Regions from separate parts of the Mus musculus genome. Here region 1 is linked to region 2. The links are chromatin loops, found by intact Hi-C in ENCODE. Cell type or tissue: gastrocnemius. All regions are shown on one strand. Links, peaks and the distances in the headings refer to the core of each region. The heading gives the core; the rest is flanking DNA.

The links. Hi-C counts contacts between places; a loop is a spot of excess contacts. Peaks named below come from ENCODE experiments on the same cell type or tissue, not always from the same donor. Only the 100,000 strongest peaks of a DNase experiment are listed, where the experiment ranks them.
Region 1: a loop joins it to region 2, with 6 times the contacts of the local background. A loop is called at or near these places in 40 of 42 quality-filtered maps.

Annotation. Positions count from the first base shown.
Region 1 is chr5:148,444,174-148,460,204 of GRCm38, forward strand. No RefSeq gene overlaps it. Among named protein-coding and RNA genes, the nearest start is that of Slc7a1, 52 kb to the left of the region's middle. In gastrocnemius, for the core only: CTCF peaks have their summits at 6,993 (motif pointing left) and 7,841 (motif pointing left); DNase peaks (open chromatin) are centred at 6,505, 6,955, 7,820, 8,706 and 6 more places.
Region 2 is chr5:148,324,210-148,340,240 of GRCm38, forward strand. It overlaps Slc7a1 (solute carrier family 7 (cationic amino acid transporter, y+ system), member 1), which reads right to left. Exons shown (of 13, transcript NM_007513.4): 9 at 12,898-13,000; 10 at 11,168-11,385; 11 at 10,283-10,449; 12 at 9,681-9,789; 13 at 3,201-8,334. The coding sequence ends at 8,231. Among named protein-coding and RNA genes, the nearest start is that of Slc7a1, 68 kb to the right of the region's middle. In gastrocnemius, for the core only: a CTCF peak has its summit at 8,555 (motif pointing right); DNase peaks (open chromatin) are centred at 7,097, 7,424, 8,289 and 8,538.

The DNA of each region.
Region 1 (16,031 bases), core at 2,927-10,926, 120 kb after region 2:
GAGCACATTCCTCGAGTTTGTTCCCATTGCCCTTTGGCAGACAACTCGGGAAGGAAGGCTCTGGAGCCAAGAAGCAAATTTCCCTTGCTAAGCGCTGGTAGAACTCTCAGTACCTACAGTGCTGCTGGCCACCTCTCTTAAATACTCTTTCCAGCCTCCGCTAGGCAAGCACTGCCCACGATCTAACAAGCATGGCACCCCTGAAATCTCTCCCGCCTCTGTCTCCCACCTCGGCATCCCGTGAACTGCTGTGTGCACCATTAACACTTTATACCCTTGGTTTTCTGTGTCAGCTAGGTGGCATGGTGTTATTGGGAGTGGGGGTGGGGGGAGCGCAAGAAAATGGCCAGGTCCCAGGTCAGTGTGGGAGGTGAAAGGGACAAGTGTCATTAATGGCTTTCCTTTTTGCAGACTGAATAGGGATGGGAGCAGATGCGTTGTGTGCCAGGTTATCCTGCAGAAGTCATTGGGAAGTCACTTGCAAGAGCCAGTTAGTCTTCTCGACCACAGCCTTAAAGCCGGCCAATGTTCCATGGACCTTACTGGAAATTTTTGTTGCAAGGAAAGTGAGTTCCTGTTCACAGGACACAGTGTGATAGCTGGACATTGAAGTACTATGTGGGAAATCCTTCCACGGCCCAGAATGATTGTCTAGAGACAATGGCAGGGAGCATGGTAATAAATTTCTTCTGCTCAGTTCCTATTGTCTAGAAACCCAACCTTGCATTTTGCATAAATTAGATCATGGGGAGAAAGTCTTCACTGGGCAGTAAAAGGCCTTTGGGATGATATATAGGGTAAAAAGTGGAAACATTGATCCCATAGAGGTGAATAGTTCACAGTCCTGGTTATGGTTCATTAGTGCTGAGTATTGTGGGGTCAGATCATGGGTGTGAAAAGCCAGTATTTTCTTTATTTTATGTGTATTGGTGTTCTGCAAGCATACATGTTGGTGTGCCATGTGTGTGTGCAGTACCTGTGGAGGCCAGAAGAGGGCATCAGATCACCTGGAGTTGTGATCTGCCATGTAGGTCGTCGGGAATCTAACCCAGGTCCTTTGGAAAAGCAGCCAGTGTTCCCAATGGCTGAGCCATCTCTCTAGCTTCTACAACATCATCTTAAAGAGTTTCCTTGACAATGAACACCTGCAGAGCATACACTGTGAGCCCAACTCAGAATGTTACAGTTCACCCAGATACTTGTTCAGTCCCTGTATCTATTTTTGTTTGTTTGTTTACCGTGCTTGAGAGCAAACCCAGCCACTGATGGATGCTAGGGGAGTCTTTCAAAGGAAGTCGGAGGAGGTTAGCAATTTAGCCACTGCCCTGGTTACTTCTCCTCTTCTGCAGAGAAACACCATGACCAAGACAACTTGAAAAAGAAAGCATTTAATTTAGGGGACAGTGTAGCAGAGTCTATGGTCAGCAAGGCAGGAAGCAGGGCAGCAGGCAGGAGTGATGGAGCATCAGCTTGAGAGCTTACATCTGATCCACAGGTAGGAGACAGACCAAAACGGCTCACAGGGAATGGCTTGGGCTTTTGAAACCTCAAAACCCACCCCAGTGACTCAGCTCCTCCAGCAAGGCCACGCCTCCTAATCCTTCTCAAACAGTTCCACCAACTGGGAACCAAGCATTCAAATATATGAACCATGGGAGCCATTCTCATTCCAACTACCACACCCACCATTAATTATGTGCATGCCCAGAGGGAGATCTAGGGTTCAGACCTCATCAGACTCTAGCATCTCTGGTCTAAACCCTTGGATAACTTCCCTTTTCTTCCTCACTCCCAAGTTCCCAGGTGCTCCAAAGCTGGCTACTGCTTTTTTTGAGCTTTTCCCAGCCTGGCAGTTAGCTGTTCTAGGCTGAGGCCTGCCTAAGCAAGAGCGCAATCTGTTTTGAGTGAAATGAGAGTGGAGCAGGCCTTTAATCTCAGCACTCAGTAGACCCGAAATGAAACAAAAACAGAGAATGAAAGCCAAGCAGAGGGCAGATGCAGGATGAGCTGCTCCAGGCTGATCTGCCACGGGTTCCCCTTAGGGGAAAAAGATGAGAAAGTTGTACGTTGGGCAAAATGTGTGTAGCCCAGCCTGCTTTTGACTCATGCCTGTGTGTGCCCAACTTCTCTGGGATATTCTTTCTAGGTTGATAAGAGATAACAACTTCAGAAGGGGGATTTCCCAAACTTTTTGTTTGTTTTTGTTTTTAGCTTTTTGTTTCTGTTGGTTTAGTTTGGTTTGGCTTGGCTTGTTTTTTTGGGTTTTTTTTTGTTTTGTTTTGTTTTTTTGTTTTTGTTTTGTTTTGTTTTGGTTTTGGTTTTTTTGACAGGTTTTGTGTTTTTTTTTCTATGTAGCCCTGACTGTCCTGGAACTCAAATTGTTGACCACTCTGGCCTCAAACCACACTTGTTCTTAAGTCATCTCTGCCGGCAGGGTGATGCTCAGCTCAAGGCTGTAAGTACTTAGCTGGCAGGCAAGACCTGGTGCAGCCAGCCGGACTGGGAGTCATCAACTGAACAAAGTGATCAGCTTTTCTTCACAGAAGAGCAAGCTGTGACAGCGAGGGACATGTGTGGCAAGTGGCCCGTGGTTATACTGTCCCCGGGGAAGCTTGTCCTGTCCCCAGAGGCTGGCCTAAGCATGACAGTCCTTTAGAAATCTGAAGTGGATCAGTGTCATAGGTTGAATCATGACCTCTAAAGGACATGCCTTAACTCCCTGAACCTCACAATATGGCCTCATGTAGTAAACACGCCTTCCCAAGTGTCACTGAGCATCTGGAGATAAAAATCACTGTAGCCTTAGGACAGGCCCTCCTTCGGTGGTGAGTTTCCTTACCAGGGAAAAGGGGAGGCTTTATTACAGGCCCCAGACCGTAACACAGCTGACGCCATGATGGGAGTTTCATTCAAAGCACAGAATTCAGTGTTCATGCAGCAACACCTGCCAAATGAGAGCAAAGACCGAATCCATCAACATCCACAGTTCTGTGAAAGTCCCTGAAGGTACTAGCCTTGCTTTTTGGCTTCCGCAGTTCTGATCCTGACTAACTGTTCTTGTTAACTGAAGTGTGTCAGCCCAGGGTGTGGGTTTTGTGCTTAAAAGCTCATCCTGAGAAAGGCTCAGGGCTACACTGTTTTGAGACCCAGTGTAGTCACTGGCTGGCTAAATAATGACTTCTATTGGCTTAAAACTGTTTGCAGGTAGTCTTCTACGATGGATACCCCAAAACATTTCAAGAGTGGCACCCTGAAGGCAGTCATGGAAAGGCGGAGTCAAAGCATTGAACAGCGTCAAGGACATCTAGAGACACCAGAAGCTGGAAGAGGCAAACGGGCTGATTCTCTCTGGAACCTTCCAAGAGGAAGTAGCCCTGATGACTTCTGACTTGTGGCCTCCAGAGGCGTAGGAAAAACTTACTTCTGTTGTTTGAAGCTACCAGTGTGTTATCATTCATTACAGTGGCCCCAGGGGTAGCAGAGGGGGCCGTTGTTCTGTCTGCTACACCTGTTTCCAACCTAGAACTGGCCATTATGAACTTAGGGTCAGACAGGTGCAGGGGTCTCTGGACATGAATAATGGGCCAGAGAGGCTCTCTTTGCAAGCAGCGATGTAGAGATATTCAGAAAGTCTTAAGGTGGGAGAAGGAGTCCTGCTCGCCCTGGGGATGTGCTGGGCAAAGTCTGTGCCCCCACTCCTTGCCAGTTGGTTTGCACAAGCCCCCTCTTATCGCTGCATCTTGGGCTCATAGGGTACCATCCTCTAAACAGGACATGACCTCAGGACTCCACACACCACATTATTCCCTCAGGCCACTTTACCTTCTTGAGTCCCCTTGGGTTTAGATGATTCTGGTCTCTTTAGTCACCTGCTTACCAACCATTCTTCACAATGCCCACACGTGACCAATCCCAGCTTTATGCTTAGATCTCTCTAGTTTTCCTCCAAGAAGAATGTTCAAGTTTTCAATGGTCAGTGTGTTGGTATCAAGAGCCAGCTTGGCAGATCTGCTCCAAATTCAGGGATGTCGCACATAGGTGGCATCTGTTGCCAGGGCAACCACATACCTTCCCAGAATCCACTTCCCACATTTACCTGCAAACAGGTTACTTACATCACAGCCTAAAGAAAAGACAGACCCTTCCTCTCTTTCCCCTCTTGGTCTCCAATAAACCTCTGCCATGTAGAGCTGCTTTGTTCTGGTGTGGTCTGTCTGGACACGAGCCACCATTCTACCATATCCAGCAGAATAGGCATCCCACGGTTGGGACGCCACACCCGCTAGCAGGACGCTTGACAGGGCACCTGTGGTGGTGTAACTGGCCCGGCAACCATAAAAATTCTAAAGAGTCACTTATGTGTCTCGATCTGTCAGATTGTTGACACAATGGACCCCTGAAAAATGGGAATTTCCCCAGAGATCTCATACTGGGAGAATATAAGGCACTAGCCAGAGGGTAGCTTATCTCTGGGGAGAGATTTTGAAGGGTCCTAGGAGTTGGCACAGAACACACCCAGACACCAAACCCTCAGCACAAAGAAGATTTATTTATGCCAGAAGGATCAGGCAGACAGCAATGGCCAACTGACACATGACCATTTTAAAGGCTCTATCTCAGGGAAAGGAAAAAGGTCTTATCTCTCCCCCGAGAGGGCTGGGGTGATGAGGTAGCCAACTTGACATCATGTAGCCTGTACCGTTTTTTATGAAGCAGTGTGGTGGGTTGGCCTAATGCTGCTTGTACTCTAATGCTAATATTGAGTCCCAAGGCTGGTTGCCTCAGAGAGGAGAATCCACACGTAAGACGCTAAGGACCCTGCCCCCGGGTTATTTCTGATTGGTAAATAAAGATGTGGACAGCTAATAGGTGGGCAGAAGACAAATAGGCAGAATTTAGGTTTCCCAGGCTTGGTGTCAGAGGAGAACCAGGAGGGGGCAAGAGTGCAGGAGAAAGAGGGAGAAGCTACAGTGGATTATGAGTAAAGAAATTGTGGCCCTGGGGGCCGGCCAATGGGAGTTAAGAACAGCCCAGATGGAACATAGTGAGTAATGACTATCAATAGGAAAGTAGATTCTAGCAGCATAGAGGGTAGGGTATCTGCCTAGCTTTTGTGCTGTGTAAGGCTTATGGTAGATACAAAGGTTATGTGTGCCTTTCATCCTGGATCTTGTTTTCTCCCCTCCCTTGGCTCAGAGATCCCACCATACTGTCTATGGGTGATGGTAGATGGTGGTCGTGGGTGCCGCAGTAGAGAGAGAAGCTCACCAGGGTGCTAAGCCTTCTTGGAAAAGACTAGCTCACTCCAGTTACTTTTATTCACTAATCACACAAAATTAATTCGGACTGGGAAAGGTTGCAAGTACCAAAGTCATCTTCCCCTTGATGTCCGAGAGTGCAGACCACCCGCGCAAAGCTCAGTCCCTTCCGACCATGGCGAGCCAGAATCAGAAGGAAGAACTCCAGGTTTGCCAGGAGTGTCTTAGGACCAAGGTTGGTGCAGCTACAAGCTCTTGTGTAGCACCAAGTGCCGATTCTCCAGGAAGAAAACATTTCCTCGAGGTTCAAACAGACTCAGAACAATTTCTCAGCCTCTCCTGATTAACCCCCAACATAGCAAAAGCTTTGCTGGAACATTTCACTCATAGCCAGACACAAAGGCTATGCATGACTACAGCAGGTGACCACCACGGCAAATAAGAAACTTTTCTGAGCTTTCTCTTCATTAATTCACAGGCTCCCTTCCTTAATCCTTCCCATGGAACTCATCACACTAGCAACTCAATCCCTCACCGACCAAATGACTCATTTTCTTTCTTTCCTTCTCTCTTTCTTTTCTTCTCTTTCTTTCCTTCTTTCTTTCTCTCTCTCTCTTTCTTTGTTTTGTTTGTTTGCTTTGTTTTTTTTTTTTCGAATCAGGGTTTCCCTGGCTGTTTTGAAACTCACTCTGTAAACCAGGCTGTAGACCTCAAACTCAGAAATCCACCTGCCTCTGCCTCCCAAGTGTTGGGATTAAAGGCGTGCGCCACTACTGCCTGGCTAGTTTTCTTGATTTGTCCGTAAGCAGCCTTCTAGATGCCAAGATGGCTGCACACGGAGGACGTGCCTGAGGGTGGATTTGTGCTTCCCTCTTGGACTCAGGGCAAGAGCTTCTTTGGGGGCTTTGAAGAAGAACCCCCCACCCCCACCCCGTTCCGCCCTCCATTCCCATCGATTCCTGCCTGCCATTCTCTTTGGGAAGACTTTCTGATCACAGCAGAGAGAGACACAAATTCAAGAACTAATGAAAGGAACAGACACACAGCTGGAAAAGAATCAGATAAAATGGTTCAACGGCAGGTGTGTCTGGCGCCACTCCATTCCTCCTATTGCTTCTAAACCCAACGGTCTGGTCTGAGACTCCTAGGGTATCAGGGTAAGCTCACTCACGCCTGCAGGCAGTGCAGCCCAGTGGTCAGGAGAGCACTCTTATTTCCTTACCTACCCTGGTGTTTGTGGACTCTGTTTAGGGAGTGGGTAGAGCGTTGATTTGCCAGAAATACTGTTCGGTGCAAGGCTTATCCTTGAGAGCGCTCAGCTCTGTCCATTTGGGCAGCAGCCCCATTATAGACTCTGCTGGAGAGTTTACAGGGATTTATGTCTAACTCTGGCTTCTGAGACACGCCAGGCAAAGGCTGGAGATGGAGCTTAAGGTCTAGCTCACAGTGGGCTTTCCCAGAATCATTCCTTTTCTTGAATATCATCTCTGTGTACAAAAACTCAGTCCGTCTGGTTTTCTTTTCTTGATGCTAAGGGGACGGCTAAGCAAGGAAAATGCCTGACTCTTCCCTGCCACCTGCATGTGGATGTTGGGATTCTGCGCTGGCCGCAGCTCCAGGTTGAATTGCGCGGATCTCTGCCTTTGTTACAAGCAGACCAGAAATCTGAGTTTGTCTCAGGAAAGGTCCTGCGCTGGGCGCTCGCCTTGCTTCTCTAGGTATATAGCGCCCTCTGTTGGCTACCCAGGCTAAATGCCCCAGGTGTATGTGTAACCTTTCACCCACTCACCCAATTGCCCATTGCTAAGTGCCAGGCTCTGTCTGGAAGTTCAAGATATAAAAACGCACAAAGTGAAATGCTTTTTTTTTTTTAAATATATTTCACTGTTGAGTATTTTTTAAAGATGTGTTTTAGCCGGGCGGTGGTGGCGCACGCCTTTAATCCCAGCACTTGGGAGGCAGAAGCAGGCGGATTTCTGAGTTCGAGGCCAGCCTGGTCTACAAAGTGAGTTCCGAGACAGCCAGGGCTACACAGAGAAACCCTGTCTCGAAAAAACAACAACAACCAAAAGATTTGTTTTATTTTTAATTATCTGTGTTTGTGTGTGTCTATGTGTGGTTATGCGCATATGAACACAGATCCCCTGGAATTGGAGTCACACATAGTTGTGAGCCACCTGGTGTGGCTGCTGGAAACTGAGTTCTGGTCAACTCCTTTTCTTTAAAAGGTGATACCAGTGCTGGTTGGTGTCTGGATTGGAATGAGTTTCATTTTAAGAAATTTCTGAAGAATAAGGACGTGGGGTCTGAGTGTCAAGTAGTCCCTTTTGGGGTCATATTTTGCTTTCCAGTGGCTGGACTCTAATGCAGTGCTACACAAAGGGTTTAGCTCCTCGGGCATGGGGGGTGAGAGCAAAAACCCCAAGCTCGCTACCTTTCTCTTCCCTTGTCCTACTGATCTTTTCTTCCCCTCCCAAACTGCAAACCCACCTTTGATTCCTAGCAATGACCATAGAGAAACATTGCTTTTTCTTGCCCCAACCAAGTTCATAAAAACCGGGTTGTGTTCGAGGCGCCCTCTGGAGGCCAACATGTGTCACTACAACCCCTTCACCAAGCCAATTCGTAAGAGTATGAGAAGCAGTGCTCACCGTTAGAAAGATGGAGAGCAAACTTTTTAGTTTTTTTTCTTTGCAGGATTTCTGTGTCCTAATTATCTTTTAAAGATTTAAAGATTTATTTATTTTGTTTATATTAGTACACCATAAGAGAGCTTTGGCTCCCATTACAGATGGCTGTGAGCTGGTTGTGGTTGTGTGAGATGGATGTGGTTGCTGGGATTTGAACTCAGAACCTCTGGAAGAGTAGTCAGTGCTCTTAACCTCTGAGCCACCTCTCCAGCCCGTCCTAATTATTTTTAAACTTCTGTTTTAACAGAACAATTTTGTTGAACCCTAATTTACTCACCTAAAGTGCACAATGTAGGTATTGGCATAGGCATACTACCATTGTAAGACCATTGCCCTCTTCCCTAAATAAATCCTACCCCCCCCCAAAAAAAAGAAATTCTACCGATTAATGGGAATTCCCTATCTCTGACCTCTTATAACCATTAATATGTTTTTTCCTATGGACTTGCCTTTTCTAGACATTTTGTATAACAGGTGGCCTTTTGGTCTGGCTTCTTTTACAAAACAAGCTTTTGTTTCTATCTTGTTTACACCTTAATTTGAATTACCATATAATTTATCACCCAAAGTGCAACATTTCCAGAAAGATGCTATTCATAATTGTTATACCACGGCCTAGGGCTACCCATGCCCAGCCAGGGAGGACATCCCCACATTCAAAGAGAAGAACGGAGTCACCCACGATTCTCCCCAGTCCCCCAACTGCCCACCACCCCTCCCTAAGTCACAATTACCAAACCTTGCTCAGCACCCTCTGGTCTCTCGGAGCACTGCAGTCAATTTACTTCCACGGTTGCTAATGCTGTTTACAGCTGAAGTATGCTTATGATTTATGGGAAGAAACAAGACTAATTTCCCCCAAAGAAATGAGAACCGGCAGTTTTGTTTTTCGTTTTGGGGAACCGTGAAATTTGACGGCGGCGGCAGAGGTGGAGGGGGGGGCAGACTAGGAAAGAAAGCAGATGCAGAAAGCAACACTGATATGATAAATGGGGAAGGGATGTTAGAAACGATGGGCCATCAGGAAGTTACTCTAGGAGGCTTAATTGGGTGGGCCATGCATGGCGCCTCTGAAAAGGGCAATGTAATTACTTGTTGTTACGCTGTTACGTGCACCTGGCTCACTGGCATCTCTCGCTGTGATGGTCTCTGCTGTACAGAAGATCCTCCCTGTTTGTAAGCAAATGCAAATTTTATTATTCTTTAATTATAAGTATGTATTGAGCCGACACAGAAGTTGCACAGACGTTGACCTGTCGCTTGCTTGGTGACAGCGGGTCCATCTGCTGCTGACAAGATAGCTAAAGTACTTTGCAGCAGACACTCTGACTACCCATTCTTCCTTGCTTCGAGAGGGTTTGGTCAAACAGCAAAATTTGTCAACAGAGTTGGCACTGGGGGTGGGTGGGTGTCACATGTGTAATATATTCTATCACAAGAAAGGTGTCCTTGTCCTCTGTCACACTGCAAAGCAGATACAGGCTGCCATGGAATGCAGCTATGTAAAGGGAAAAAATTGTACGTTGTAATCAAAATATCACACACACACACACACACACACACACACTCACACACTCACGCGCGCGCACCCTAGGCTCTTAGCAAACTAAATTCTTTAAGGAATTGAATAATTAGACCAAGATTTTGTGTTCTGAATTCACTAATGAGGCCATTTGGACCACCTGCCGTAGCGATCGCCCTCTACAGAGCCTGACTTCGCAGGGTTCCAGGAGCAGACCTAGGACCGCAAACCTCCAAGCCAAGGAGTCCAGTTCTGGTCCCCACATGCAAACGCGCCCTCCTGGTGTCCCTAGCAGCCTTTGTTTGTGTGTGTTTTGTGTCTGGGCTCATCCATCTGGCTCCCCTTCTGCCACCTTTCCCTTCTGTTTACACCCACCATTCTCAATTTGTCTTCCAGCTCTTTCTGCACCAATTACGCTATAGACAGATTTAGTCTATTTCTGAGCCAGCTGCTCAAATACGCCCTTTTCTGCATTGAAAAATACTCAGAGCAGGCCCCCGGCCACCCACGAGGATTCCCAGACTCCGAGTCTGGAAGAAATTCATAGAAACTTTTCTGATTCTGGTGCTATCCCCCAAATTCATTCATTGGGAACAAAGAAAAAAAAGGGGGATATTGATTTTCCAAGAGTATAAAGATATGGATGCCAGCTAGAGGCCCCAGGGGTTGTGCAGGCAAAAGATTAGAGGACTAGACCCACTTGGAGCAGGTCTTTCCTGATACTGTACTCTGCAAGAGTTTGGCCACGCCTTCTGAGAACAAGGAGCCACTGACCCGCACCTTGCAGGAAGAGCTGGGCCCCGCCCTCAAGGTCACGAGCTGTTGGCGCTTATTCAGGGTGCTGTTTGTGCAAATGCCTTTGTGTTTTCAAGCATGCTTAAGACAGGACCATCTTTGCCATCATCTTCCAGGTCTAGAAAAAGGGGTCCTTTGAAATGAGTGTGGTGTTCCAAGGAGGGGAAGCCCCTCCATCACTGTCCCAAGACGGGTCTAGAAGAGTTCTGACAGGGTAGGGGCCTCATGCTCCAGGATGGCTTGTTCATAGGAGAGCTGCATATTCCTTTCAAAGCCATCCATGCACACAAAGATGCCCTACTCCCCACAGAGGAGCAAGCCTCAAAATCTACGGTGCAGCCGGGCAGTAGTGGCGCATGCACGCCTTTAATCCCAGCACTTTGAAGGCAGAGGCAGGCAGATTTCTGAGTTCGAGGCCAGCCTGGTCTACAAAGTGAGTTCCAGGACAGCCAGGGCTACACAGAAAAACCCTGTCTCGAAAACAAACAAACAAACAAACAAACAACAACAACAAAAATCCACCGTGAAAATTAATTCTATCAGGTTCTAGGCATCTGTGCCCTGCTGAATTCCATGCAAGGAATGACCCCCTGCAGCTGCTACCCACTCTGGAGCAGAGCATGGTCTCCCTTTGTCCTCTGACAGTCCCTGCTCCCCAGATGGTTGCTCTTCAGGCTTCCAGTGGAGCACATGCAGAATGTCCCACCTGTCTCCAGGTATGGGAAACCAAGTCTCAGGCACCACAGCAGAAGGGGAGCCATTATGCCTGGGGCCAGATGGAATATCTACAAGCTACTTATACATAAAAGTATCTATTATGTGCCCGAGGTAATTGTTGTCTTCTATGGTTCCTGCCTCCTTTTGCTAACCTAGGCCTAGTCCTGGAAGCGTCTAGCCTCTGTACAATCGTATCTAGGCCTGGAAGGTTTCAGCCTCTGAGACCTGCTGCTAAATAAGCTCTTTCTTGTTGTTTCTGAGCTCTGGCTGGCTGGTTCAACTAAGCTATTCTGGCTCAAACTCCTCTCCCAGCTGACGTATTCAATCTGGCTTTTCTCTCGGTCTCTGAATTGCTCTGCTTGGCCTTGAACTAACTTTAGCAATCTGTTCTAATCTTTGGGCTCCTTCTCATTCTCTTGCTCCTTCTGTCTTTATCTGTGTTTAGCTTGTTCTCTTCAATCTGTCTCTGTAAAACTCTCCCAGTAACACTGCCTCCTCCCCCCTCTCAGTGCTGCTCCACTCTCCTTCTCAACTCTACTGACTTCCTGCTCTGTACTCTCTTACTCCTGTCCTGTCTGTCTCTCCTTTAAGTAGCTTCCCTTTCCAACTCTTCTCCTGAGAGTTGGGCATATCCTATTCTGTCAGATCTTTCTCTGATTCATCACTTTGTCTGCCACTCAGGCATCTCTTTCAAACATGGGTGCTTCCTTCTACAAACTAATTTTAGCTTCAGTGTTTGAGATTAAAGGTGTGTGCTAAGAGTTGAGCCACACCCTAAGTAGAAGCAGGTTCAAATATCCTGTCACACCTATGGGCAGCACAAAGACCTCTGGTCAAGCCCGAAGGCAGGAAGGATCTGGTCCAGTACTGACCCAGGTCACTCCAGGAGTTGTTGGTGCAAGGATCTCTGAAGGAGAAATATGCAGAATCGCTGACTGTAGGATAAACCCAAGGATCAAGCCTCCTAACTCCAACTAGCTCCTATGCACCCTGATCAACATTTCAAGAAATATATTACACACTTTACACATACAGCTGCATGTGTATGCTTGTACACAGGCACCACACACACACACACACACACACACACACACACCTGGTATTGTTCTGAGCCATGAGGTGCTTCCTGCATCGGGGAGCAGCATCTATGAAGACTCCACATAAGACAGATCTCTGTGTATCAGCTTCTCAAAGTGAGATCCATGTATGTGTGATGTCAATGGCTCTGTGAAGTGTTAGAAATGCAGGCTCCACCCACACCTCTGAAAGCACCCTGCCCTCTAACAAGATGCTCTTATGATTTATGCACATTTAAATATCAAGACTATTCTAGAGGTTCTGTTCTGCTCCTAACAAACTCCATGAGCTAGGATTCCCTAAGCTTCAAGAGTTCAGAGAACTTGCTTATATCTGCATAAGAGAAAGCAGAAGCAATGGGATTTGATCCTAGAACAGAGGGCCATTTCTTTAATCAGAGCCCTTTCTTGTTAGGTATATGTGCCTCAGTATGAACCTTTTACTATAAAGACCAAGTGAAGGGGTTGATTTGGTTTGTTTTAACACACACACACACACACACACACACACACACACACACACACAGAGGGAGAGAGAGAGAGAGATTTTTAAAGTGGATTGAAGAGGTAATTTGGAGACTAAGGGCACTGACTATTCTTCCAGAGGCCTGTACCAATATTTCCTTTCCTACTTACAGTCCCTACTCCTGTTCCTGCCTAAGCAACTGAAGCCCCCAGTGGAGCTCTACCCTGAAGATATAAATACATTTAAATTGATCTCATATGCCTCCTATTGTATTGAGCATGGTGACCTGGAGCTGGCAGCAAAGTTTGTCAATCAGCTCAAAGGGGAGTCCAGAAGAGTGGCACAGGACTGGCTGAAGCAGGCCCAAATGACCCTAAGCAGATAGTGGAGATCCTGACTGCATACACCAGAGCCGTAGGAATAGGAACCACTCAAGTGCAGCAAGAGTAAGGCCTAGGAAGAGTTGTGTAATGTCATATCTCATATCAAAGAAAATCAGCATTGGTATCTGCAGGCTTTGCAACAAGGGTCCCAGAATTGTCCAGAAGTGAGCAGGTTCCAAGTCCTGTGTGAGATGTTAACACCTGTTACATTTACCGTCCTTACACTGCTATCATGCCAATGAACTCCAGGAGGCTTTATTTGCAACTTGTGTAATACTTCCTGTTTTTTAGGTTTTACTGATCAGGCTTGTGAGCCACTCAAAATAATGTTTGTGATCCCTACTATTGATTCGGCCCTAGGGTAACTCACAACCTCCTGTAACTCGAGTTTGAAGAGATCCGTTGCCCTCTTCTGGCCTTCATGGATGCTGTATTCATGTGGCACACAGACATTGTGATGGTTTGTATATGCTTGGCCCAGAGAGTGGCATTATTAGGAGGTGTGGCTTTATTGGAGTAGGTGTGGCACTGTGGGTGTAGGCTTTAAGACCCTCATCCTAGCTGCCTGGGAGTCAGTAAACTCTAAGACGGAAGCTGGTACCAGGAGTGGGGTATTGCTGTGAAAGGCCTGATCATGCTTTTGTTTGGAATAATGTGTATTTTGGGACTTTGGCTTTGAAAAGAAGTGAAATTTTTAAGTGGGGGCTTAATGAACTATCCTAGCAGGAATATGAAAGACTCTGTTACTGTGAGTGATTTGAACTATGCAGACCTGGCCCAAAAGGTTTCAGAAAAGAATTTCAGTATGTGGTGTAGAGACTATTTTTGTGGTATTTTGGTGGAGAATGTGGCTGTTTTCTGTCCTTGTCTGAAGAGTCTACCTGAGGCTAAGGTAAAGAGAGTTATATTAATTGCATTGACACAGGAAATCTCAAAAAAGTCCATCATAGACTTTGTTCTTTGGTTAAGTCTCATGAAGAGCATTTGAACAAGAGTAGCAAGCTTAAAAAGGAAATATATAAAATTTATGATTCAAGTATTAAAGGGACACCAAGAAGTGAAATGGAACTGAATACTGTGTTCTAGGAGATAACAGATTAAGAGACTTTGGGCTAAGATCCTACCAAGCTAAATTTAGGCCCAGGTACGGTAGTACACACCTTGAATCCCAGGAGATAAAGCTATGCAGATCTCTGTTCAAGGTCAATCTACAGAGCAAGATCCAGGGAAGCCAAGCTTAGGCAGTGAAGGAGTTAGAAAACAGAAAGCTAATGATAATGTAATAGAACAAGGGGGCCATGTTCCAGCTCCTGCAAGGAGGAGAACTCATCATCTTTGGCCATGTGCCTCTTGCTTAAGAGTCAATAAAAGAAGGGAGTTCTGGGACAATTGATGCTGGTTAGCTGGAGCTAAGAAATTAGTGGTGATTAAGAAGAGACCAGCATTGCTGAGGTGAAATCTTCTGGGAAGTGTTTTCTGAGGGCACAAAGAAGCTGTCTTCCAGAGATACCCAAGATTGTACCTCATGCTACAGCCATACTTGGTAATGTGTAAGAGTTACCCAGGTGGAACTTGTTTTGAAGGCATGAAGGTGTCATGAAGAGCAGCTGAGGCTTGGCACTGTGAGAGACCATGGAAGGCTAATGGTAAAGGTTCAGCCTCAATTGTAGTTGATGGCCCAGAACTGAAGGGGTCATGCAAAGAAGTTGAGGCTTAGCACCAACTAAAGAGAGCCTATGAGAGGCTATTGGTAAAGCCTAGTTGTAGAAGAAGACCCCAGCATATTGGAGATGCCAGTACCATGGGAAGATCACCAAGAACGGCAGCCGTAGTGGAGTGGATGAAAACCGAGCTTAGAGTGCTACAGAGGACAGAACTGGAGAAGTGATGCCAGCCCTATGGAGGAGCCCAGAAGTTCATGTGTGGATCCCAGATATTGAAACAAGAAGCTGTAACACTGAAGTTGTATTGGAGACCCAAAGATGTTAAAGATGCCAGAGCTGTGGGATACCTGCCAAGGAAGTTGCTAACAGGGAATGGAACCAGCCCAGTAGAAAGAAGTTTGTTGCAGTCAACAAAGATGAAAAAGGAGCTGGAGATATGAAGATCACCTTGAAATCAGACATGGAGATGCAGAGTTTGGAGTTTGCCCAGCTGGTTTCCTGTCTTGCCTTGGGGATTACAGTTAAGTGATTGGATGAATCTCAGAAGAGACTTTGAACTTTGGACTTTTAACATTGTTAAGACTGCTATAGACTATGGAGACTTTGGAAGTTGGACTAAATGTACTTTTTAATTATGCTATGGCTACATATGGTCCTCATAGACTCATGTGTTTGAACAAGCCAATGGGGATCAGGGAGTGGAATGTGATGGTTTGTATATGATTGGCCCAGGGAGTGGCACTATTTGGAGGTGTGGCCTTGTTGGAGTAGATGTGTCACTTTTGGCATGGGCTTTAAGACCCTACTCTGGCTACCTGGAGGCCAGTATTCTGCTAGCAGCCTTAAGATGAAGATGTAGAACTCTCAGCTCTGCCTGCACCATGCCTGCCTGGATGCTACCATGTTCCTGCCTTGATGATAATGGACTGAACCTCTGAACCTGTAAGTCAGCCCCAATTAAATGTTGTCCTTTATAAGACTTGACTTGGTCATGGTATCTGTTCACAGCAGTAAAACCCTAAGACACATATCACCAAAGGAAGTCAGGACTGGAACTCAAGCAGGTCAAGAAGCAGGAGCTGATGCAGAGGCCATGGAGGGATGTTACTTACTGGCTTGCTTCCCCTGGCTTGCTCAGCTTGCTTTCTTATAGAACCCAAGACTACCAGCCCAAGAATAGCAACACCCACAAGGGGCCCTCCCCGCTTGATCACTAATTGAGAAAATGCCCCACAGCTGGATCTAATGGAGGCATTTCCTCAACTGAAGTTCCTTTCTCTGTGATAACTCCAGCTTGTGTCAAGTTGACACACAAAACCAGCCAGTACACATATATACAGGCAAAACACCCATATACATAAAATTAAAAAACCATATCTTCTTTTAAAAGTGATTTCTAGGATTTGGCTTTGCAGATGTTGCTGTCCACTGCCACCGTTTGCTTCAGCCATGATCAACCC
Region 2 (16,031 bases), core at 5,159-13,158:
TTCCCCCTTGATCACTAATTGAGAAAATGCCTTACAGTTGGATCTCATGGAGGCATTTCCTCAACTGAAGCTCCCTTTTCTGTGATAACTCCAGCTTGTGTCAAGTTGACACAAAACTAACCAGTATAGGTGCCCAGCATTGTTTGGGGGGTCACAAGGAAGACCTGAGTTTTCTACTTCCTGTGCTCATTTTGGTGGAATGCATGGGATGGCAAGGAGACCACAACCAATCTGGGCATGTAAACGCCCCTGAGCTCATGTCACGCGGGTCCCATGATGAAGCCCCTGTGATCCCCTGCAGATCACCCGAGCTTCCAAAATTTACTGATAAGAGAATACTGATCAATGCATCACTGGTCCATAAATCCTAGCCTTAGTTTTTCCTTGGGATATCGAGTTCCCTCACAGTATGGTAGCCATCGAGCATCATCCTCAACCCCACCCCATGTGGTAAACAGGCCTGATGCCCGCACCATCATTTATAACGGAGTTGGATGCTGACCCGGCCCCTGGAACGTTGCGTTCAGGAAACGAGATTGACACCAGCTGTGAGAAGCCAAAAGGAACTATGTTCCCTCCCACAGGGGATTCAATGCAGGCAGAGGAAATTTAGAAATCCAACTCCCTATCTCCACCTCTGCACCAAGGAGCCTTAAGGATCCCAGCACACCCGTACGGGATACCTGTATCATCTCATGTAGGAACCCAGGCATCCGATGGCACCCTACCTACAGTTTGCCTTCAAGGTCACTCTCAAAGCAGATGCTACGTTAGTGCATGGTATCAGTGAACAACTGTGGTGTCTTCTGTCTCCCTGCACTTTCATGAATGGTGGTCAGGTCCAGAGTCCGCCCAGCCTAGGGTGGGCATTGACTGCGCATGTGTCCACATGTCTGTTTACACTCTGTTCTAGCCTGGTGGACAAGCTTAACTCAATGAAACAGAATGGCTCCTTTTGAGCAGGGGCTGACAGGTTACAGGACATTTCCAGTCCTCCTGACTGCAGCCTCATATTCTGCCCGGCTCTGGTCATTGGCAGATGACAGATGTAGCTGAAAGACAAGGCTATGGGGACATACGAATTCTTCAATTCCTAGAATACTGAGCCACAAGGGGACACTGGAAGTGTTTCATAGCAGAACAGGGTGAGGGGAGGTTTGCACCACAGGAGGCATCCTCAGATCCCCACAATGGAAAGAGTCTTCTAGAAATTGCTGATGTCTTGGCATACCTTTTAAAGGCTAAGAGCGTAGTACCCAGTGTCACCCACTAGATGGCAGAGTGGAGCTGCAGGAACCATTCTCCATCTTGCACTTAGCCTCAATGTAATCTGGACAGAAGTGGTAGCCTCGTCCTCTTTTTATTTTTCCAGACAGGGTTTCTCTGTGTAGCCTTGGCTGTCCTGGAACCCACTCTGTAGAACAGCTAGCCTCAAACTCACAAAGATCTTTCTGCCTCTGCCTATGGAGGGCTGAGATTAAAGGCGTGCACCACCACTACCACCACCACCACCACCATAGGACCTGTGCCTATTTTCCAGTTCCAGGATGCACAGGAATATTCTCTGCGTGACTTCTGTGAGCTGGGACTGAATTAATCCCTGCCCCCTGTAGACTGTATTCAATGGTAACTACACCACAGTAGAGGCACCTTACATTTCCCCAACTGTAGCTGGACTTTGGCTACTCTGTGGGTTCTTTTCTTCCACCCCTTTCCATCCTTTCAACCCCTAACACTAGATAGGAGAGGGGGAAAGGTATAGAAAGGAAAGGGGCGGTATTAACATTGGACTACTTCCTGTTGATTAGGGACATCAAGTTCCTTGGGGCAAGTTTGATCTCCACTGTCAGGATATCTGATTTCTTCTTCTTGTTTCTTTGCACATGACTGCTTAACACACCACAACCAACCACCAACCCACACTGGGAGTTCCCAGAATTCCAAACGTCACATAATGTCAGAAACTGAGCAGCTGGCAAAATCACGTCCCTGCTAGAGCATGAGGCAAATCATAGTCAGCTGCTAAATGGACGGTCTGGGGCAGCCCCATACCCCACACCTGGGATTAAAATGGAAATGTATTCTTATTCCTATGTTTTTAAAAGAAACCAAAATCCCCAAATTGCTCCTACATACACCCAACAATGCACATCACTGTTTTGACACCCAAGCTCGGGGATCTGTACCCCCCAGGGGGTCAGGTGTGTGACGTGTGCCCTGATTCCTGACACTTATTTCTGATCCGGCACCTGCCAGGGGCCAGAATCATACTCCTGAGTGTCTGCCACCACCACTATCTCTTGCATGCGCCCGACTCGCCAGCAAGAATGACACTGCAACAGGATCCTTCTGCACACGTTTACTGGGAGAGCTTGATTGCAGAGGCGAAGAGACCCCAAGCCCAGAACTGGTGCTGCTTATATAGGCCTAGGAGAGGCATGTCTCACACACGGATTGGTTATGCATGGGTTATGCTTACCACCTCATTTGCATGTCTCACATCTGATTGGTTAACATGTCTCTCATCTGATTGGTTAACTTGTCTCTCATCTGATTGGTTAACTTGTCTCTCATCTGATTGGTTAACTCTCAAAACCTCATCTTGGCAAAAAACTTTACTGCCTATGTATGTGTGATGGCCAGCGGTAGCCAGCGCCACCCTGCAATGGCACATGTGGCTTCCCACAACTATCAAGTCAGCTGAACGTGTCTCCTGTGCTATAAGTGAATGAATGAATGAATGAATGAATGAATGAATGAAGAGTGTGCCCTTCCATGGAGTGCATGGGAATGTGCTATCAATCATCCTTAGATAAACTGCAATCTCATTCCCAGCCTGTGCTCTGCATAAAACTTGTTTCCTCCAAGATGGTGCGTGTGACAGCAAGGGCAAGCCTCTGGTGTCTGTGGACCGAGGGGTTTTGCGGTTTACTTAAGTCCGATGGTTGATGAAGTCTGTAGCCCTAACCCCAGGTGAGTCTGGAGGGGTGAGGTAGGGAGTCAGCAAGGATCTAGAAGTGCAGGCCTCAGCCTTTCCCAAATGGCTTCTAGAAAAATCCATGCCATAGAAATAAAGCCACTGGCTTCGTCCTATGCAGCAGAAAGATGCTAAAGATGACAAATGGACCCTTTGCCCTCCAGAATGGACACGCTCGGGAACTAGGCAAGAGCTGCTAGCCCGCTTGAGACCACACAGTGAGTTGTGGAAGCCAGACAGGGTTTATTAGCGTCTGCAGGAGCATGACACAATGTACCACAAAACAGCTTTGATTTTACAACACATAAGTATGGGAGGGGTCTTGCCAGTGTACAATGTATTCAGCAACGAGGGGAAACATAAATTTCACATTTTTTTTCAAAAGGGTGGTGGATGACACCTGCACTTGGCCTTAAAATAAAATAGAATTAATCCACGGGAATCCAGCAGAAACCAGCTTGATTTACAGTTAGTATCGGACTTAATCTAATGTCATCATTATAAGAAACTGTAAGAAGACTATTAGAAAAATAGAACCTCAAACAAGCAAAAAAATATATATACAATTTACATAATGAAAAACCACACATAACTCTTTTTAATAATGGCTCCATGTTCAGTAGAAATAATAATAAAAAAATTGTCCTGGAGAAACCACAACACAAGTATTCAGGTTTGCAAATAAACCAGCCCTCGTTAGTATCCTGGCCCCTCTGTGATCCTTAAACCCATCGAAGCTTCAAGGCACAAACAAAGCAGTAAATATCTTAAATACAAAGATATATTATAACTTCTCAAATTGGAAAATAAGTTCCAAACTCAAAAAGCTTGTCAGAGCACGAAAGGTGACACTTATCAATAAACTAGCGTGCATGATGTAGCTTCCTAAACCTTGCTTCCTGACACTGCTGGACGTGCCAGCGCCCTGAGAACATCTTTGGACATGGACTTTCGTCTCTCCTGGGCTTTTGAGCCAGCCATTCAGCACGTGTAACAGGATGGTCCAGGAAGGCTCCTTGGTCATCACCGTGTCTCAAGACCTTTGGCTACACCATATTCCCCGGCTCAGTGGAGCAGTGGACACAGAAAGACCAGGCGAGCGTAACGGAGGTGAAAACCAGCTGGTAGATTTTTTTTTTAATTTTTATTTATTTATTTTTGCCCTAAAATTTTCATCCTAACCACATTGGAGTGTAGCACGTTTCACTTGCACCACTGTGACAATCAAAGTATTTCGCAAACCAAAACAAGCCTAAAGAAACGGACCACTCGCTCTCCCCCCAGGAACCTTATGTACAATCCTCTCATGATGAAGGCAAACAGACGCGGTTTGAATTATATAACATGACATACATTCAGCGCTGACTCTGAGTTCTCTAACAGTTCCATGGGCCATGTATTCTCTGTCTGGCCACTCCCTTCGCTAGCCCAACCATACCTGGACTCAAACATCCCTGTTTGCATCACCCACCAACACCCCAAGGGGTGGGCACCCTGGCACTTAGATTCCCCACTTAAGATTCCTTAATGCTTGGGAGCCAACAAAACAGTAAGCTTTTATTAGGATGAAATAACTATCTGTGGGGACATAAGATGCTCAAGTCAGAAAGGATGGGCCCTGGCGGAAGCCAGCCATGTTTCCATTGCAGGGAGGTACACAGATCAGCAGTGGCCATGGCTTTGCCAGTAGACATGAGTGAGCCCGTGGGGCGTGTCCACGCTTATCCTAGGAACCCGGTCTCTCACACTGCTGTTGCCAAGCTTCTACCCAGTGCTGGGCAAGTTCCTTGCTAGAGGAGACTATGAACACTCCGAAATTCAGAATGTCTGTGTGGGGTTAGGGCCAAGGTACAAACACGGCCACTGGTAATCCCAGCCCTATGCATGAGAGCATCAGGCAGTAGACAGGTGGAGCAGGGTACATATTCCCTTAGCTGTGCACACACCGGCTGTACCAGATGTGCTCAGGAGTTGGGGCTGGGGGTGGGGTATGTCCAACCCTTGGCTGCTAGGGGCAGGTGGAGAAACCTGCAGACACTTCTGACCATCAAGCCTCAGGCAGGTGCTTGGTATGTGGTTCCCAAGTCAAGTCACCAGCAGAGGGGATATCAGATGACAGGCAGAATTTGCATACTGTAAAACCAAACTGTGAACAACTGAAAACAGAATAAAGCCAGCAATCTTCCAGAAACTGCCCGGGTCAGACTCTCATTTTTTCTTTGTTTGCAAAATAAATCCACAAAGGCCTGGCTGTAGGAGATGGGCAGGGATGGGGGATGGGCCTAGGTGTGCACCCACCCTTCCACAAATATACACGGGGGTGTGGGGTGGGAGGGTTAATGTCTCTATAGACACCACCTACCACTACCACCATGACCAGGGCCACCTTCTGAAAGGTGGAGACATCTTGTGCCCCACTCCTGGGTATTGGCTTCTTCATGAACTTAGACCCAGAGACAGGAAGAGCACAGGCTCCTGGAAAAATGGGTCTTTTCAATGTGAATATACTAGCTGCAGGTAAACAAGGCATGGGAATGTGTCTTTAGAATGTCTAAGTTCCAGCTAGGTAGGAAATGCTGGCCATGCTTTGAAACCCAATGGGACTCTTCTTTGGGCAGGAGGCTAGGAGACGGGATACCACCTGCTGTTGGTCTGGAGGGATGTGTGTGTGTGTGTGTGTGTGTGTGTGTGTGTGTGTGTGTGTGTGTGTGTGTGTTGTTTGGGTTTGGGGCTTGTGTTTTCCTTTCAGAAGGAACTGGGGGCATAATAAAAAGCACATTAGAGGCTCGCTCCAGGCATAACTATATACATCATTGTTCCTGTGTACCCCCAAAAGTGTCCACTCTTAGTAAGAGCTCAGTGGCCAATCAACTAACTAGGCACACCGCCTTCAAGCATCTTTTCCTGACTAGGAAGTGGGTTCAGGATGCCCCCCCCCCCGACCCCACCCCACCCCGCCAGGGCCTGTGTTTGCTCCTGTGTCGCACAGGGAAACATATAGAACAGATGTATATATAGACCGTTGCTTGCGGTCCTCAGGAGGGATGGTGACAGATCAAACCCCTAGATACACACCTTTCCCCTTGGTGGGATACAAGCTGCTGGCTGAAACGTCAACTGTAAACACATGGTTAGGCTGCCTTAGACAGGGAGGTTTTACCCAGAAAGCAAGAGACAGTTCAGCAGGAGGAGCGGAGGCTCACGCCTATGCTCTTAGCACTCGGGAGCCTGAGGCAGAGGCCACACTGGGCAACGATAATCCTATTCCAGGCCAGCTAGAGTGTGAAACCTTGTCTCAAAAAAGAAGCCAAAGACACTAAACTTTAAAAGATTCTTCCAACACCTCACTGGGCCCTCTCTCTCTCTCTCTCTCTCTCTCTCTCTCTCTCTCTCTCTCAAGTAACAAGGAAAAAAAAAACCCAGACAGATACTTAACAGACCCTAAGAAGACAATAGGTAATCAAGACCCGAATAAAATAAGTTAATATTTATCAAAATATTTTACAGCACCAATCTACATAACTTTAAATACCTTTAGAAACTCAACATGTAGGGTCTTATAATACTCCCTTTGCAGTGTTTTCAGGCAGCCTAGGAGACAAAGTGCCTGGACGGTGGTCAGGGCCTGGCTCTTGGATGCTCAGCTGTCCTCCACTGGCTGACCCAGCAATTAGGTGGTTTCTCTAATCTCCCTAATTTTCCATACGTAGTGCTGGGGGTGGAAGCTGAGGCCCTGTGTAGGCTGGGGAAGTGTGCTACCACTAGGCTACACGCCTGTCCAGCCCCACTAACTCTTCCATTCTCAAGAATCTTCCAAAGCAGAGGAAAGACAGGGCCATCAGTCTACCTACTCAGCCTGTTTCCACCAGACTTGGGTCAAAAGCCAGACAGAAAAGAAAGCTTGGCTTTATAAACAGCATTAACATTAGACTAAGACACTAGGCTTCGCCACCCCAATATGGTGGAAGGGGGATGTGGGGTGGGGGAAGGGCACCCTGCTGGTTCTGAGAATCCACCAGCACTCTCAAGCAGTTTCTATCTACAAAGAGTAAATGAAGAGGTGTCAGCCCTCAGGCCACACCCCGAGAGATATGGAGCGTGGGGTGGGGGAGGGGAAATGAAGGGGAATAAGGTCCAGGCCAGGGTGGAAATCTCACCAGCAGCAGGCAAAGGCACCACAGCTACAAGAGGAATAGCAATAGGACCCCAAGCCATCTCCTGCGCAGGCCACACATCTTGAACCGCAAGCTGATATGGCAGTCGGTAATGATTTGGCTATCTTCCAAGGTAACATTAAGCCCCAAGTTAATCCAGTGGAGTGATTCACAGCAAGCAGCAGGGGGAGGACTCCGCAGTACTCCTTAGATGTAAAAGGCCACACAGATCACGTCAGTGGCCAGAAAGGCGTCACCACCCCACATTGAGTGCCACCTGTCTGAAGAACTTTAGAAGACCCGAGAGAATGAAATAACCCTACGGATACAGCCTTGTGTTCCAGTGACTCAGGACAGTGGGGACAAGGCGCCAAGAGCAGCAAAAGCCAACCCAGGCCTGCTAGGAATGAGACCAGAGAATGTCACCCTAGTCCACGCGGGCTGAGCTGGCCGTCTCATCTCGACACTACTGGTCACTCCAGGGATCTCCCGTCTTCTGTGCTCGAGATGAGCGGCTCACACCTGAACGGCTCACACCGTGCTGTGTTCTGCACAGATGCTTCTGTGCAGACCCGGGACCCCATCCTACCACCCCAGCCAGAAAGCAGTAAGATGTGGGCCTGTTCCTCCTCTTTAGGTATTCTGTAGTTGATGGGCTGTCGGGCAGCACTGTTGGGGCACATGCTTCCTCGCTGGGATAGTCTTGCATCTTGTGGTCAGGAGACTGTCCTGGGCTGACAGGGAGAGGCTCACTAGCCATCTGGAGTGTGCACATGGGCGATGCCAGGGTGGTCCCAGGGAGGGAGGGAGGCCTGCTTCCCAAGTGAGAGGAGAAGGGGGCCTCCCTTCTGCTGGGGCCGCAGCAGCGAAGCGCCCGGCCGGCCGGCAAGGAGAAGGGCTGCTTTCTTTGTTCAGAGGGAGATGAGTAAACCAAGGGACTGTCCAGAAATGACCAGGATCTCACGAGCTGGCAGCAAACCAGCTTTGGTGACATTGGGGGTGTGAGCTGATCCTGAGGCATGAGTGGAGAGATTGTGAGGGTCCCAGGCTTCTACGGGCACCCGTCAACCGCTGTCACCCTGGTGGGTGGGGCTGCACGTCATTTGCACTGGTCCAAGTTGCTGTCAGGAGTCTTTGCCTGGCCAGCAGCCAGGGACGCTTCCTCACTGTGCCAGATCCCATAACCGAAATAGATGGTGAAACCTACGGGGGAAAAGGGGACAGAAGGGTGAAGAGTGCAGGCAGGGCTGCCAGACCCGCAGGGGGGGCCCAGGTAGACTTCGACACCCGGAGAGGCGACACACGGCCCCGGATGGGATTAGCCAAAGTCACTGTCCTGCTTGCACTGTGTATATCCTGGGCGGTGCACAGGGGCTTCCCTGAGCAGCAGGCTGGGTGGAAGGTCACAGAAGACGTTGAGCTGTTTTCCACCACTAGGTGGCATCAGAGTACCAGAGAGACACTGTTCCTTCCCAGGTTGGGACTTCCAGCCTAGACTGGCTTAGTAGCTCTGATTTTTTTTTTTTTTCCTAAGTAACCCATTAGACTGAAGGAGACAGTCAACAAGGGCCGTACACAGTATTGACCCAGCATCCAGGGCTCTCCACATCTGCAGTGATGCTTTAAAGGACTGACCCACAAGGGACTGTGAACACATGGCTCAGGGTCACCTGTGCAACCCACACAGGAATACAGTCCCGAGGGCTCACCGGCCCAAGGCAGGGGGAGTTTAGGAGAAGACCCCATACCTCCACCACCAAGAAATGGGTCACAGTGAGCTGTGGGCACCTCTCTAGACTTTGAAGCCGAATGAAGACAGGTCCCTGGAATGTACAAAGAAATAAGGCAAGGTGCTTCTCACGAGGTTCCAGGGTCTCAGGGCCCAGGGTCTCCTAGGCCATCAGACAGAATGAGAAGGCCTGAAACCAGCTTCTACAGCCCCCAGGCCAGATGCCTGGGGTGGAGATTGGGAACAGAGTGGCACACTCTTGGTAGGGAGAGACACAACATCAGCCCTAGTGAGGGATGGCCAGCATCCAGGCAGACAACTCCGGACTAAACTGTACACAATCCCCAGGTTGCTCAAGCCCCGATTGTCTCGAGAGCTGCCGTTCCATCAAGAGCTTCCCAGCAGCTCCCACACGCTCGTGGTCCTACTGGCAGAGGTACTCGGAAGAGCCCAGAGCCAGGTACTGGGCAAGTAGGTGCAACTTAGCCTTCCTATCCAGAGTAACTGGTGCTTTCTTAATAACTATCTCTCTCACCTCATGCTTTTTTAACTTCAAGATATGCCTGGAGAGAGAACTCTCTTGGGCAGCCGGCTATGAAAGGTATCTAAAGGGGAAGGAGATTCCACAACGTGTCAGGAGTTTTAGAGTAAGCCACTGACAACTCCTGTTTCTCCATGTTGTCTGAGGTGAAAGGAGGCGGGTTCTGCTACATTAACTAGCCAGTCAGGAAGCAGGAGGGGAAAACGCTCGGCCTTACAGAGAGAAGCTGGGTATCGAATGCGGGTTCACCCAGCAAAGCACACACCATCCCATACATACCTATCAGCATCCACACTGCAAACCGGACCCACGTGCCCTGGTCCAGCTGCATCATGAGATAGATGTTCACGAAGATGCTCAAGACAGGAAGTACGGGGACAAAGGGTACCTGCAGAGACATGAGGCGCCATCAGATCTGATGGGAGGTGGCAAACTCAACAGCCCACTCCAAAAAGAATTGCCCAAACATTCCTCATAAAGAGACTAGAAGAGGGATATCCATTTTATCCCCAAGGTTAAACTATGTTGATATTGTTATTATTATTATTATTTGTTATTATTATTATTATTATATTAAATTATTAAAACTGCAGATACCTTGGGTCACCTCCAAGGCCAAACAATGTCAGGCAATTCATCAGGATATTTAACAAGAGGCCCTTAGAGACAGGGTATGCCCTACTAACTGAGGACTGGGGAGACATAGGGGCTCCTGCTTAACAAGACATTTTGTGCTCTGAGGGTCCCTGAGGTGAGCTGGCCAGACTGGCCTCCCGAAGCTCCCAAGTCTGGCCGAGCCACAAAGGTTCAGCTTTCTTACAGAAAAAAACCACGCTCTCGACCTATTGGTATTTTTCCTGCAGGCCTGCCAAGCTGCTCACCTTAAATGAGAGCTTGGTCTTGCTCTCAGGCTGTCTCCAGATGATGCCTGTCACCAGCATGCAGAGGAGGACTGACCCTGTCATTACAAAGACTGCCCACAGTGTCCCTTCGGCCAGGGCCTCTCTTCCAAGCACGGCCACAATGCACACGGTGATGATAAGAGCGGCTGTGAGAGAGGAAAAGAATTAGAATTGGGGAATTATATATATATATATATATATATATACACACACACATATACATACACACACATACACATATATATACATATATACACACACATATATACATATATATACACATACATACATATATACACACACATTATATGTATATATACATACATATATACATAATACAATATGTATATGTATTTGAAGATATATATTTGAAGATATATATACACATATATATACATATATACATAATGTGTGTATATATATATATATATATATATATATATATATATATATATATATATATATATATATATATATTCAAATCCTCCAAAAGGAGACTGCTTCTGTGGAAAGAGAGGCCCATTGGACATGCAAACTTTATATGCCCCAGTACAGGGGAATGCCAGGGCCAAAAAGGGGGAGTGGGTGGGTAGGGGAGTGGGGGTGGGTGGGTATGGGGGACTTTTGGTATAGCATTGGAAATGTAAATGAGCTAAATACCTAATTAAAAAAAAAAGGAGACTGCTTCTGTGTCATAAATTCCATAGGAATGAAAAGCTGGTGTCATAGCTGGGTATCAAACCAGACCCTCATCTTTCCCAGCATCCCACATCCCTACCCAACTCTCATGCCTGTGGAGCAGAAGCCACACAGCACCACAGACGTAGACTCCAAACCCCTTCCCAGGAAAACGGGAGCTCTTACCTAGGAGGCCGGCTGAAATGTTCACAATTAGCCCTGAGAATTTGGAGGGCTCCACGTTCTTGGGTGAGAGGATGGATTTCAGAGAAAACTTCTCGGCTACCGGTAAAAAGCCTGTCTGTGATTCACTGGCACTGACCAGCTCATTCTGATCTACTCGATCTAGCTCCTCGGTGGTTCTGGCCATCTGGTATACCAGATTAGGTTGTTCTGGCTGGTACCTGTAAAGACATGCCCACTGCATGAGTGCTGATAGCGGCTTTTGTTAAGAAAGGACACGCACATCAGTCTGAGTTCTCACTGTGCATTCAAAGGTTAAGGTGCCTGGGACACAGGTCATAAACCAGTAGAACGGTGCAGACTCTAGCAATACAAGAACAAAGGACAGATCAATGGAGGACTGGTAAGCTCTGTCTACATGCCGTAACTGGATAAAGCTATTCTAAAACGCTAAGTTCCATGGAGTGCGTACCGACAGAGCCTGTGAAGAATGGACCCTGTGGAATGGTTGAGCCCCACGTTAGGGTTGAGCCTCTAATGACCCAGGCTACCTGCAGATGAAGCATGTGATTACATGAGGGCAGGTCCTTGCCTTCCCAACCAGACCGTCCATCCTCAACAGCTTTGAAAAGCAGAGTCCCTTTTGAATTGTTTTGAGGACAATCAAGTCCAAGCGCAAGAAGCGTGTGTATCAAGGGTATCAAGCTAGTTAACTGTTCTTCCTACAGACTCACGAAGGCATTGTATTTTAGCCAATTAAGAAAGTAGGTGGGGGCTGAAGAGATGGCTCAGCGGTTGAGAGCACTGACTGCTCTTCCAGAGGTCCTGAGTTCAAATCCCAGCAACCACATGGTGGCTCACAACCATCTTCTGTAATCGGATCCAATGCCCTCTTCTGGTGTGTCTGAACACAGCTACAGTGCACTTGCATACATAAAATAAATTTAAAAAAAAAAGAAAGAAAGTAGGTGGGTCTCAAAGAACATGTTAGGGTTGAGCCTCTAGAATTGAAGAGGTCTATGAACTAGTTTAGGCTGAATTTGCAGTTGCTAGCAGGGATCAGCCCAGGCTTTATGGAAATGGCTTTTTGCTTTCTAACAAACGCCTGAAGGAGGAAAGGAAGCGATGGTTGTGCCACAAACAGTCACTGTGAATGCATGTTCTCATGACAAATGCCACCTCAGGACATCCCTAGAGCAGAAGCCTGTTCTTCCATGTCCAAGCAAAGATGGGGTACAGGCATAGGCTTTGGGAAGGCTCTGTGTGGGTGAGGCGCTAGAGCACCCAGCTTCAGTGGCCCTGAAGCCACTTTAATGCTGTTGTCGTTAAAATAAAAACAATGAGAATCCAGTGTCCCTGAGAGCTACAGACACTCAGAAGCTACAGTATACATAGGCCCGAGGTTCTTCTAATGCAGTCCTGGGAATCATCTACCCCAACAGTCGGGCCGACTGAAGTCACTGCCCTATGCCTTCTAAGTTTCCGATCCCAGATTCAGACCAATGCTGGTGCTGGGGACACTTAGCCAGAAAGATAGGGGACACGATAGGGACCCTGGTGGATGGGGTGGGGGCTGGGTGTACCACCGACCACATCCCACCTACCCGACATTCTCCAATTCAGCTAGTATGGCCTGAAAACTATGAACTCACAACCCCCCTCGTCAGCACTGTTAAAACAGCCACAAGCGTCTGTTTACCATTTGTCATTGACCTCAGGGATGCCATACGTACCGTAAGACCAAAACACAGGCAGCCACCAAAGAGTAAGCCAGGAGAGTGCCAATGGACATGAGGTCCACCAGGTCCTTCAGTTCAAAGAGGAAGGCCATCACAGCTGGGGAGAAGACAGACATGGGGCTGTGAGTGGCCCTCTGGCGGTCCTATGGTCAGGACTGCCACCTACCTGTAATCTGGGTACTTCCAGCCCCACCCTCACTCAGCCTATCCATGAGAGGCATTGCTCAATTGAAGTCAGGCTCAAGGTTGGAAGAGAGTTCTCAAGAAATAACATGAAAAATTTCATAGAATGCCGTGTGTGTGTGTGTGTGTGTGTGTGTGTGTGTGTGTGTGTGTGTGTGTGTGTGTGTATAATGATCTTCTAGGCTAACACTACAGATGAATACTGTTTTAAGTTAGCAAGTTCAGTTAGCAAGTTCAGTTAAGGTTATACAGCTAGTAGTGAATGGAAGAGCCAGGATCAGGTTCTTGTAACTCCGACCCCACTGTGACTTCTGCCACATGTTAGTGGTGCTCAGACAGTCACATCCACACATCCATCTTTTCACCCATTTCATCTTCCTCTGTCTATATCTATCCATATTCATCCATCTGTGCTCCATCTGTCCATCTCCTCGCACACCTTCGTCTCTACATCATCCTTCATCTGATCGTCCACCCTCCCATCCCTCCTCCACCCACCATTCATCCCTCTTCCACTCACCCATCCCTCCTCCACCCATCCAACCTTCCTCCATCTTCCCATTCCTCTTCCACCCACCCATCTCTCCTCCATCCACCTTCACTCATCCAGACAGGCATCACTAATTGAGAGTATGCCAGTCACTAAGTTCTAGGTACTCAGCCCTGAAGCAGGCAGGCCAGTGTCTGGACTCCTAGACTATGATCTAATGACACATCTATCTAGAGATAACAGTGATGGGGAGACTGGCTGCTCTGGGAAGACACAGGGGCTCCTACTGTAGACAGATAAGTAGGGAAAGGTCGTTCCTCACATATGAAAAGTTCAAAGTTATTTCTAAATGATGACATCTCCATTACCAAGCCAACCCTCCCATCCTGCCACCCAGTAGAACACACGTGCTTAGGAGGTCCGGGTCAGCGGTAGAGATAGACAATGCAGTAGACATAGCGGTAGCGGTAGACATATGTAATGTCTAGGTTTCGATCCCCAGTAGTACGATAAACATGTGTTTGTTTAAAAATTCCCTGTGCTGTCTATTTATGTCCGTGTAATACCAATTTTGCCACTTAAAACAATAATTTGGCAAGATCTACTCTGGGATATTTTCAAATCACATGCAAATCAATACAAATTAAAGCATGATCACGAGACTGTCCACAAACATCTCTGCAGCCCCATCAGATTGATGCAAGACAAACAGATTTAAATTGATGATGAATAATACGGTTAGAGAGCAGCGAAGGCCTTCCAGATAATTGGAACACCTACCAACCCCACATGCCACGCTTGCCTCTATCCCTGCTCACAGAGAAACCCAGACAAACTTCTTCCACGGAGGTGATCTTAGAATACCAACTCTTAATCCTACCAAAGCGGGGAAACAAACCAAACACTTGGTTTGGCAAGAGGCATGTGCTTGATAGACACCTGAAAGATGATTGGACCTCCTTTGTGAGCAAGGGCAGGAAACTAAGTCAAATTATGTGGAAACACTGAACAAATTCTTCAGTGGCCTAATTCTACTCATCATATTGTAACCTCACTGCTATAATCACTAATTACAGGCAGCAATATTGAAACATGTTTTCTTTTCCTTAATATAATAGTCACAAAGCCAAAACACTAATAAAGCAAAAATACTAACACAACTAGTAAATGGCCCATTTTCTTACTAGTGGCCATTCAAGAAATCACCGAGATACAAGTTGTATGGTACCTGGCTCACACAAGACCCCTGGCGCCAGTCGGATGCTGCAAGGAACTGACTCTGGCAGGAACACTAACGGATGAAGAGTGGCTCAGCCTCCCTAGATGTGACCCTTGGGACTCTCCAGGCCCCTCCTTCTCCAGCTGGACAGTGGGCTGTGTGCACCTCAGTTTCCTTCGGGTCTCCAGTACTATATTATATGGTCCTTTAACATTTTTTTAAAGATTTATTTCTTGTGTGTATGAGTACTCTGTAGCTATTTTCAGACAGATCAGAAGAAGACATCAGATCGCATTACAAATGATTGTGAGTCACCATGTGGTTGCTGGGAATTGAACTCGACCTTCGGAAGAGCAGTCAGTGCTCTTAAACACTGAGCCATCTCTCCAGCCCCCTATATGGTCCTTGAGTTTACCAAATTCTTCTAGCACAGCTGTCTTCTTGGGGATGAACATGATAGCATAAAAATAACCTCCTCTGCTCTGGGTCTACCACTGTTTGAGCGCAAACAAGAACACCTGTAATATGCCCCTAGAAAGAGATGGTACATGGGTTTTTGTTTTGTTTTGTTTTCAACTGATTGGGAGACGTTCATTTTTCTGGGGAATCTATGAGGTAAGACTCACGGATACTGGACTTGCAGATGATTACCTGAAAGTCCCCTTGGCTTGGATTATGCAAGAGGTCAGCCTACCAAATTCTACACCAGGAAACCTTCAACGGACAGGGAAGATGGGTGGCTCTGAAGGGATAGGAGTGCGTACATATGTGTGTATGTGTGTGTATGTGTGTGCATGCGTGCATGCCCTGCCCACGGAGATGACTATAAGAGGTTTTTTGTTGTTGTTGGTTTTTTTGTTTATTTGTTTGTTTTGGTTTTTTTTGTTTTTGTTTTTTTTTTGAGACAGGGTTTCTCTGTGTAGCCCTGGCTGTCTTAGAACTCACTCTGTAGACCAGGCCTCGAACTCAGAAATCCACCTGCCTCTGCCTCCCAAATGCTAGGATTACAGGCATGTGCCACCATTGCCCGGCTGACAATAAGAGTTAAACTCTAAGAATAATTGCATCTTACCCTCTGGTTTGTCTTTTATCAAAGTATAGGTATCTAGAACTGGAGAGATGGCTCAGCAATTAAGAGCACTGGCTGCTCTTTCAGGGGACTTGAGCTTGGTTACCAACAGACAAGTGTTGCTGGCTCACAACCATCTATAAATCTAGTTTTGGGAAACCTGGCTC